Regions from separate parts of the Homo sapiens genome. Here region 1 is linked to region 2. A link is an interaction called in ENCODE POLR2A ChIA-PET data of the cell type or tissue named here. Cell type or tissue: MCF 10A. All regions are shown on one strand. Each heading gives the region's core, and the rest is flanking DNA. Links, peaks and the distances in the headings are about the cores only. Region 1 overlaps PLXNA2 (plexin A2). Region 2 overlaps PLXNA2 (plexin A2).

Region 1 (5,375 bases), core at 252-5,251, 200 kb before region 2:
TTAGGAATGGAGTTAGTGGCAAGTGGAGCTACAGATGGGCCCACGGGTATGAGAGCTACTAACAGGAACTTTGACTCAATTTGGCAAAATCGTATTTCAAATCTAAATTCTCTTTCCACCAGCTCCTTTTGCTATAAGGGAAAGCCAAGTGGAAACGTAGAGGCATGTGCACCCAGATCTCCTGAAAAGGGCAATAGGAGAGGGTAGCAGGGAGGAGACAATCCTCTACTGAGCTGAACTGGAAACGCCTGATTGTCATTTCTTCCCTGCTTTGCCACTGACGCCCGCAGCAGCTGATCAGGAAGGTATCAGATGCCTTCACTAGCTGTCACTAACACCTGCCTCCTGAATCCTGATCGGGGAGATGGTGTCATCGGGCCCTCCACATAAAATATTTAGTGGCACTTGCTTCCCAAAGAGGCAAGCGTGGCCTCTCCTTGGCATCAGGAACGCTCCGAGTTACATGTGCTGGGAGACTCTCTTGTTCAGGCGAGAGTCCTGGAGCAGCATACCTGGTTTGAGACTTGGAGTAGGAGAGAGGGAAACTGGTAGAACAGAGACTAGGCAAGTTTTGGCTCTTGAGAATGCATGTGACAAGTGACTTCATGCACTAAACAGAGAGGGATGTGACAGAAAGAAGAAAGCATCATTATTAAGAGAAAACTCCTGAGGTTGACACTAGCAGAAAATTGGGGATAGGAGGAAGTCACACTGGGTATGCAAAGTCAAATGCATGTTTGTTTACCAGTGTCTACCAAACTGAGGATGGGAAATTCATTCTAAGACAGATGATGGGATGGATGGAGGTGAGGAGCTGGAAATAATGACAAATAAATTGCTAATAACAAAGGCTAATGTATCTTAAACACTTAAGATGGCCATGAACTGTTCTAAGTGCTTTTATATGTATTAACTGATTTCATTGTAATAATCCTATGACGTAGCTACTAGTACTAAACCTATTTTATATAGATAGTTAGATAACATCATAGAATGGCTAAGTACCTTGACCAAGTGTACACAGCTATAGGCTCCATTTGCGTCCAGGCACCTAAGTTCAGAGCTCATGCATTTAATTGTTATATCGCACTGCCTCTCACCAGAGGCACAAAGGTGGGCTCCATCCTCCCTTACTCAGAATGTGGATAGGAGTCCTGATCTTTGCCCACTGGGCTCTGCTTGGAACAGCCACTTAGTCACATCAATTTGGCATAGAAAGATGAAGGCTCTCAACGTGCCCTTGAAGTCAGCTGTCTTCATGAAGGCCACACTCCCAAGGTGGGGTGCAAACCTCCCCTCACTGCAGGAGACTGTGCCTCCTCTTGACTCCAGTGTCCAATGACAGCTGCTCCCAGGCGGGCAGTCCCTGAGTCCTGTGAGATGAATTCACTTGGCTGGTTATCAGGAGTGGCCTGTCCCAAAGCAAATGCTGCATGAGGGTGAGAGGAAAACAGCCCAGCTGGAGTGGTCTGTTTAGAACTACTGGCCTGAAAAAAAAAAAAAAAAAAAAAAAAAACAGAAAAAGAAAAAAGCTCCTGACCTAATCAGCCTCTCCAGGTTGGAGCAAAAAACCTCAGCTGCTATTGGAATCACAGACTCCAGGAACTGAAGGAACTAAGCTTCGAGGTAGCATTTTATCTGAAAAAGGAAATCTTATAGGTTGACTAATTCAAATACCTTTTGTTTTAAGATCAAGAAATAGGCTCATGGAAATGCCAGACTGGTCTAAAGTGAGTGACACTATAATTCATGAGTCACACAGGCAGAATGTGAACCCAGGGTTCCTGAGTCTCCCACCTTTCTTCCTGCCCTGTGACCTCATGCCTTCTAGACATCAGGACGTTTCTCATTCTCAGTCTAACTCTCAGGATCCTGTGTTTCCACCAGCCTTCCTGCAGTCTGCGGAGAGGCTATATTGGGACTTGTGCAGTAGTATGACAAAGAAGATCACCTTGGATCTATTTCTTTCCCCTTGCCACATGCTTCCCAGACTGAGCTCTGTCACTGGGTCGGGGAGGCCTAGGGATCAAAGGCACACCCACAGTGTTCATCTCATTGTGGGTGGGAAAGGAAGAATATAAGCAAAAAGAGAAGTCAAGAGCTGTGGCAGGATTTCAGAAGTGCCATCTCCTGTGGAGTCTTCAAAGACAATAACAGGCCAGGTGCAGTGGCTCACGCCTGTAATCCCAGCACTTTGGGAGGCCAAGGCAGGTGGATCACGAGGTCAGGAGATTGAGAGCAGTGTGACCAACATGGTGAAACCCTGTCTTTACTAAAAATACAAAAAAAAAAAAAAAATTAGGCGGGTGTGGTGGCACGTGCCTGTAGTCCCATCTACTGTGGAGGCTGAGGCAGCAGAATCGCTTGAACCAGGGAGGCGGAGGTCTCAATGAGCTGAGATCATACCACTGCACTCCAGCCTGGGCGACAGAGCAAGACTCTGTCTCAATAATAATAATAATAACAAAAACTAACATAAGTTAAGTGCTCACTGTGTGCCTGCAACCATGCTAAGAGGTTGGTCTCTATATTGTCTCATTTACTGTCATGACAACTTGAAAGGTACATACTGTAGTTATTCCCATTCTACCAGAAAGGGACATGAGACTTGACTTGCCTCAAATCCCAAATTTGTTCCCAGATTCTGTCTAACAACAACAAAAGCCACTCACTATTCAAACTGTGTCTTGGGAGGATACCAAGCAGGGAGGTGAGGTGGCTGATCTTAACCGCATACTAAGTCCTTCCATGTTATCTCTGCTACCAGAACCCCCTTCCTCCCCTCGCGGCTCCTCAAGGAGGAACCACTCTCCACCTGGAACCCAAGGAGATTTTCTTCCCAGCGACAGGGGCAGAGAATGGCCTCTTGCAATTCCCCATCCAGCTGGAGAATTTAAGGATTCTGTTATTTCCTTTCCACAGCTCCTCTTCAGGAATTCACGTCCTGCTACCGGCCTCAGGACATAGCTAAAAATAACCTCTGGTTTCCAAACTGAAAGCCCTGTCTGTTGGGAGGCTTTGCCGGTGTGCGCCTGGGGCCGGAAGGGCTGTGTCGGAGTAGCTGAGGTCAGCCTGAGTCTCATGCCGGTGTTGCCTTCCTCTTTCCAAGGAAGCCCAGGGCCTCATGAGTCACCCCGAACACCCTGGGGGAGTCGGGTTGGAGGAGGGAGTTAGGTGGGACCTACTGTGGCACCACGGTGGCTGCCAGGCCGAGGATGCAGAACTGAACAAGAGGAAGGGTCGTTCCTAAAGAAACTCTAGGGGATTCTCTAAGTGGTGTCTGTTCTAATTATAACCCAATCCAGCCAGAATGGGGAGTTGAGGGAGAAAGGCCTCTCCTAAGCTGCCTTGGAGCAAACTCTCCATCCTTCGGGTGTTTCCATCCCTGCCACCTTATGTGCCCAGAGTTCTGTCTGGACTTGCCTGAGAAGGTTGCTGGATGATCTTCCAGCTGAGAAAAGCTTTCTCTGCCGGACAGCTCGCTGCCTTCTCCTGGTGCCGCAGTCACTTCCCACTGTCCCTCTCCATAAGTCAGGACAGTACCATGATAGTGATGGAACAGGCCCTGCTCTCTGACCTCCAGGTCCTGCTCTCTGACCTCCAGGCTCTGCTCTCTGACTTCCTGCCCCTGGCCCAGACTGCCCCTGGCTACAGGCTGTCCTCAGGAGCCCCACCTTGCCCCTCTGGGCAGCTTCCTTGGAACAGGGAAGAATAAGCACCAAGGCTCTGGAAGTGGAGGAGCCTTAAAGCCTGGGAGTCAGGAGGCAGGGGGAAGAGTAAAGGAGTCAGGGCTAGAGACTGGGCTTCGAGCATGGCCCACTGAGGCCCGCTGGTGATTTCATGGATGCTGAAACAGTCAGGAGGCCCCAGCAGTGCCTGAAATGAGACTGAATCTCACCTCACCACCCTTTGCTGCTCCCCACATTCTCCCAAATCTGGTACCCCTGCCCCAGGTGGCTGAAGCTGGACTCAGCCAGCCAGTAACCCCTAGCAAGGAGACTGGTTCTCTGTGTGTCCTGGCTTCCCATGTGCTCTGCCTGCAGAGAGGCAGAGGTTGAAGCAATTTCCCGAGGACCTGGCTACCTGGCAGCAGCTGGGCGTCCACCTTGAGAAGGATGGGGGAATCTCAAGAGATCTGCCTGTCTCCCGAGGGCTTTTCCGGCTCCGGAATGGCACATGTGGGAATCCCAGTCTTGTTGGCTACAACATTTTTCCCTTTCCTAACAAGTTCTAACAGCTGTTCTAACAGCTAGTGATCAGGGGTTCTTCTTGCTGGAGAAGAAAGGGCTGAGGGCAGAGCAGGGCACTCTCACTCAGGGTGACCAGCTCCTTGCCTCTCTGTGGATAACAGAGCATGAGAAAGTGAAGAGATGCAGCGGAGTGAGGTGATGGAAGTCTAAAATAGGAAGGAATTTTGTGTGCAATATCAGACTCTGGGAGCAGTTGACCTGGAGAGCCTGGGGGAGGGCCTGCCTAACAAGCTTTCAAAAAACAGGAGCGACTTCCACTGGGCTGGGATAAGACGTGCCGGTAGGATAGGGAAGACTGGGTTTAGTCCTAATATCAAATTGACTGGCTGGGTGAACTTCAACAGCCTTTTAACCTCTCTGGGAGATGAAAACGATGGCTTAAGGGGCCAGAAATAGAGATGCTTTGTAAAATAAAATTTTAAAAAAAGCAAGTATTTTATAGCATAAAGGCTAGAGACCAAAATAGATAACAGGATTCCCTGAACATTCCTAAGAGGGAGAAAGTATGTTAAAAATAGAAAAACCAAAATGCAGAAGGAGGAGACTCACAGAGCTAAACCAGGATGGGGACCCTGGGTCAGGCCAGCCTCTTTGCTCCTCCCGGAAATTATTTTTGGTCTGACCACTCTGCCTTGTGTTTTGCAGAATCATGTGAGGGCCAACCGGGGAAGGTGGAGCAGATGAGCACACACAGGAGCCGTCTCCTCACCGCCGCCCCTCTCAGCATGGAACAGAGGCGGCCCTGGCCCCGGGCCCTGGAGGTGGACAGCCGCTCTGTGGTCCTGCTCTCAGTGGTCTGGGTGCTGCTGGCCCCCCCAGCAGCCGGCATGCCTCAGTTCAGCACCTTCCACTCTGAGAATCGTGACTGGACCTTCAACCACTTGACCGTCCACCAAGGGACGGGGGCCGTCTATGTGGGGGCCATCAACCGGGTCTATAAGCTGACAGGCAACCTGACCATCCAGGTGGCTCATAAGACAGGGCCAGAAGAGGACAACAAGTCTTGTTACCCGCCCCTCATCGTGCAGCCCTGCAGCGAAGTGCTCACCCTCACCAACAATGTCAACAAGCTGCTCATCATTGACTACTCTGAGAACCGCCTGCTGGCCTGTGGGAGCCTCTACC
Region 2 (5,375 bases), core at 270-5,269:
TCCAGCTGCCCACCTGTTCCTCCTCCACACCTCTTCGCTTTGGGCCACCAAGAACCAATGAAGTCCACACCCTTTGGATGAGAAAAAGAGGGAGTTGGTTGGCCTCTCTTCTCCCTGTTATCCAATTTGAGGATATTTTGACCTTGGGTAAGGATGAAGTGTTAAAGCCACAGCTCCTCTCCACAAGAAGCCATTCATCTTGGGGGAGGCAGAGAGGGAAGTCTCTCTCCAAAGTCTATCCAGCTTCGCTTCGTTTCATTGATCTGCACAAGAGACAATGCTCTGGAAAAGGAAGAGGACCCCAGAAGGGTGCTTGGCAAGACAGAGGATGCTAATGGGCAATGGAGAGCACTCCCTCCAGCTGGCCCCTGCTGCTGCCTCCCGTCCTCTGCATGGGGTCAGGTGCTTCTGTGCTTGCTGTCCTACCTCTCTCCACAGCAGGGCTCTCAAAACCATTTTGATCCCCCATTGGCAGAGGGTTCCCCTCTTTACAGAGTTCAGTCATTAAAAGCATGGATCAGCTGTTAATCTCATTGGAGGAGGGAACTGTTTCCTGCATTCATTCATCTGGGAACCTTCTTGAGTAGCCACTGTCTGCCAGCCACTGCTCTAGAGATGGGAAAACAGCACGGAACAAAACCAAGGTCTTTCTTCCAGCGAATTTATATCCTTCAGGAAGCTGGTTCCTGCCACCAACTTAGCAGGCAACAGTTCTCCTCCCCTAGTGGCACAGGGTACCAGTTTTGTAGGAAAAGTGGTCCAGCAAAGGAAGAAAGCAGACCAACCCAGCTGCCTTACCTTATTCTGGGGCCATTCCCCCAGCGATGAGAGCTGCTCTTGTTTCTACTGCCACCATCTCTTCTGGCTGCACTTCACCTGCTGCTTGAGCTTCTGACCTTCCTTCAGTTCCACCAAATGAGGACAGGAAATAGCAGTCAAGACCCCTGGCCCTGCTGAGCGTGAAACAGAAGCAATGGATGAGTGCTGGACGAAGAATGGCCTGGGCAGAACAAATAGGGAGCATTTGAAAGCTTCTGGCTGATAAATCTCCAGGTGCATCCCGGTTGCCACGCCTGCCCCCATTAACCTGCTCCTGGTAAATACTGATCCAGCAGCTGCTCCAGGAGAGGCCGTCTTTTTTTCCCAGCCACGCTGTGTCTTGCATGAGACTCCTGGGGCCTGGGCACAGAGAGAAAAGAATTGAGACTCAGGAGGCTCAGTGGGTGAGAAAATGCAAAGTGGCTTCACAGACACAGGGCTGTGGGAGCAGATCGACGGGGAACTTGGGAGATGAACTTCAGGGCCTTCCGACGCCTTGTCTCAGGAACATGCTTTGAGAAAAATGGTAGCATCCTTTCCATAACTCAGTCTCTCTTCCCTAGTTTCCCTGAAGTGTGACGTTTTAGTATCTGGAGCTCAGTGATCCCCATGAATGAGGGATAAAGTTTCACTCTTGGTATTTTCTAACTAGTGCTAGGGAAAGTCCTGAGACACGATCACAGCCACTGCTTGGCATACAGGGCCTCCACCCAATAAGCAAACTGGAGATTCCTCAGCCTCTCGTGGACACCCACATCTCATTCTTCTCACAGCAGAGAAGCTCTCCCTTCAGCCTGAGCTGTCTTCTTTCTGCTGCAGTGCAGCCTGCTCCCTCCTACCCTGGCCTCAAGGAAGGTAGGAAACATCTTCTGCATTTCAAAGTCCTCACTTTGACTTATTTGGCCTTCATCTTGGCATGGAAGGTGGCAGGCAGAATGGAAATACTCCCCCCAAACAGAACAGATATTCTTGCGTGTGTAAGGGCAGAAGGGACAAGCTCTCTATCCCATGAGACTAGGGGCCGGAGCCCACCTGCCTTTCCCCACAACTTTTCCTGCTCAAACCCACTCCTCTTGACACACTGGAATCTGTATTATATATATTTTTAAGAAAATACAATGATGGTTGTCTGGTTTTGTTGTTTTTACAGGTGTTGTGGAATAAAAACTGTAAGAAAATTAAGTATTTAAAATGTTCCAATAAAGTGGGGTTTTTTGTTATTCTAATATATTATTGTGTACCTATTGTAAATATGAAACACTCCTATTTTGCAAGCTGAGGACACAATTTGTACTGTTGTTATATATAAATAAAGTTTACTGAATTAAAAAAACCTTAAATCTTTAAATAAACCCGATTGTTCAGCAGCATATATGCAGAATAACATTTTAAGGGCATATTTAAGAATGGTACTCATGGAAATATGAGCTAAGTTGTTTTGAGGGAGTTTTAGAATTCTCTCTGGAGCCAGAGCTTATTAATGTACCAGTCATCATCATCAACATAACACACACACACACACACACACACACACACACACACACACACACACACACACACACACACGAGATACCGTGGCTTATACCAGCAGGTGAACACTGCCCCCTAGCCCCAAGACCTCAGAATACAGCTTTCCTCCAACTGGAGGCAGCTAGTGTACTCCATGAGTTAGGACCCCTTCCCAGGAGAGAAGGGAGGTCTCAGAAGAATGAGATCCTCCTCTGCCTCCATGCTTAATACATGTTCTTCATGTGTTTGTACATTCATGTATACAAAGTGCATTCTTGTGCTTGTACAAAACGTATTAAGCACGGCCTGGCACTGTGGTAAGTGCTGGGGGATAACATAATAAGTGAGAAAGACATGATCCTTGTCCTCATCAACCTTTTAGTGTAGTGAAAAGCATAGGCTTGCTTAAAAAGGAATGTTTCACCATGCCTTGAGAAGGGGTTTTATGGTTGCTTTTTTTTGGTCATTTTCAGTTAAAGGATTAAAGGTAAATAAAGGGAAAGATGCCAGATAGTGTGTGCTTTTAGATCCAGTGCAGGTAAGACAAGAAGGCGGGCCCTGCCTAGGGGAGAACAGTAGCTGGGCAGACAAAGTCCAGAGGCAGCAGAAACATCACAATTCCACAGTAAGCCTGAGAGGTAGGGAATTGATCTTAGGACTCCTAATCCTTAGGGGTCCCTTAACCCTAGGAGGTCATGCCTCCTCCCCTCCTCTGTACTTTCATCTATTTTACGTTCTGGTGTTCCAACATGTGTGGGTGACACTTCTTCTCTCTGGTAAGAGAAATAGATGAGAATAACTCAAGTATCCATCTGACATCTCAACTGAGCATGCAAGCAAACTGCTGCTCACTATTTCCATGATAATGGGACCAGGAGAGTTCTGGGTCTTCAACCTTATACCAGGCACTAAGAGTAGAGCCTCCTGAAGGATGAGGTGCAGGCCCTGCCTTCAGAGTGCCTCCAGTCTAACATGGACAGCCAACACACAAGGGAGAATGGGGCCTGGGACTTGTAAAACAAAACATGTAAACAAGTGCATGTTGGTAAACATAGTGTGTGCTTACAGCTTCAAAGAGATCATAATTGGGAAGATTGTTAGTCCCGACTTAGCAGCCTCTGAGTTCACAGTGTTTGTGGGTCCCCCATCCACACCGCACACATGTACACACACACACCCTTCCCAGATGGAATGGAGAGATGCAAAAGCTGGTCCTGAGGGTGAGAAAAATGCAAACATAACACCATGAGGAGTCAGGAGGAGAGGAGAAGAGTGCAGTGCTGAGGTCTGCATGTAATTAGTGTGTCATTTTCAACAACACAGTGGGCCTCAGGCCTGGGGAGTGCACCCTTGGGCCTGGGGAGTGCACCAGAGCTTTTTACTAACTTTAAACCATCCTCCTCTTCTCTCTGAAATGCAAACCTAGAACCCTGGAGGCACTCGAGTGTCTAGCAGTGAAAAATGTGTCTTTTCTCAGTAAAAGCAACAATATGGCCCTGGTGAGCTCCAATGTGGGACAGAGCAGTTAGATGAGTCTTGCCTCTGTCACTGCCTGACTGGGCTCCTGGCTTCACAAGAGGCTGGGATACAGGGAAATTTGGACAGAGGAGGACGTTTCTCAGTACAGGATCCTTACTTCCCTGAGTTTTCTCCAATCTTCTTGCTGCTCCCCTCACCCCACCGCCATCTGTCCCCTCAACAACTTGGACTTAGGGTATCCCTATTATTAAATACCTGCTGCAGAAACTACCATCCTCTGGCAAGGAAGCAAAGGAAGAGGATGGAAGCTACCAGGTGGTCTGTCTTGTTCACTGTCGTATTCCCAGAACAGAGCACAGACCCTGGCCCACAGCAGATGCCCCTTGAGTATGTTCTGAATAAACAGATGATGGAATGAATGGAACTTGGGAACCACCTACCAAATGCCAGGCTCTGGAACATCCTCCCTTGTAGGCTTCTCATGCTCACATGATAAGAGTTTTCCATTTTTTAGTCTGAGATTCAGAGAGGTTAAGGGACTTACTTAAGACTGCACAGTTACAAAGTGGTAGAGCCACAGAGGTCTGATTCCAGACTTCACATTGCACAGGCTTTTTCCACTGCACTTTCCACACTACCTTTCATTAGCTCTAGAACCATTGAATACTTGGAAGTCCACCCCAGAAATGGATCCTTCCTCTTGTAACAAGAAGATCCTATGGAGACACTCTTCCTCATTCACCAATAGTCATGTTTGTTCAATGCAATTGATATCTCTTCCTCACTTGCTATGAGCATGACACTAGACTAGGTACTATTAGGAACACAAAGGGAGGGAAAAGCTAAGTCCTGAAGTTGCAGCTTTCCCTGGGTTTACACTCTAATGCCAATACCAAATCATTATTCTATAAGAAAAAGATTCATCCCTTTTATTAGGGGTATTTCTATCTCATTTTTACCACAAATGCAAAATAATTTTGCCAAACTGTGTCAGTAGAATTCTCAGAGACCTATTTTCCTCAATTTGAGGGTAAAACCTGCATGATAAGACACTCAAGAGAATTTAGGGAGATGGGTGCTGCTGATTGTCTGCGCTTGATCATATCAACACCACGAGCTGCCAAACATCTCAGCTCAGCAAGTGAGCTGAAAGACAGAGGAGGCTTCCACCTGTCAGCAGCCAAATGAGCAGCCCACCAAAGCACATGCACAGAAATTTCTACTGCATGTAATTGCATTCATCTTATTCCTGGCTTTGCTTTATGTCTCTGTCTCATTTATCTTGATTCCTCACCCCTACTCCTTTCTAATTGCTAGGTTTCATGTATCCCCTGCTAAGAGCATAAGCTTTGGATTCCGATTGCCTCGGGTTGAATTCCATCCTCAAGCTGTATGGTCTGGGGCAAGTTATATAACCTCTCTGTGCATCAATTTTCAAATCAATAAAATGAGGATAATAATATGCATCCAATAAGGTTTTTATATGGGTTAAATAAGGTAATGTATGTAATGGACTAAGTATTACAATAGGTAAATGAGCAGGAGAGAGAATGAACCATACATCCTTC

Evidence for each region. ChIA-PET counts read pairs that join two places held together with the same protein. Peaks named below come from ENCODE experiments on the same cell type or tissue, not always from the same donor. Only the 100,000 strongest peaks of a DNase experiment are listed, where the experiment ranks them.
Region 1: POLR2A ChIA-PET joins it to region 2 with 5 read pairs; 3 of 35 experiments call an interaction of 5 or more read pairs at or near these places.

What each region holds. Positions count from the first base shown.
Region 1 is chr1:208,217,523-208,222,897 of GRCh38, reverse strand. PLXNA2 (plexin A2) reads left to right here. Exons shown (of 32, transcript NM_025179.4): 2 at 4,896-5,375. The coding sequence starts at 4,976. The region is part of intron 3 of LOC105372884 (a long non-coding RNA gene); the gene reads right to left. Among named protein-coding and RNA genes, the nearest start is that of PLXNA2, 24 kb to the left of the region's middle. RefSeq lists an enhancer at 2,940-3,234. In MCF 10A, for the core only: no CTCF peak of the experiment used is centred there; DNase peaks (open chromatin) are centred at 1,787, 3,057 and 3,367.
Region 2 is chr1:208,019,038-208,024,412 of GRCh38, reverse strand. PLXNA2 (plexin A2) reads left to right here. Exons shown (of 32, transcript NM_025179.4): 32 at 1-2,171. Among named protein-coding and RNA genes, the nearest start is that of LINC02767, 63 kb to the right of the region's middle. In MCF 10A, for the core only: a CTCF peak has its summit at 2,443; a DNase peak (open chromatin) is centred at 2,402.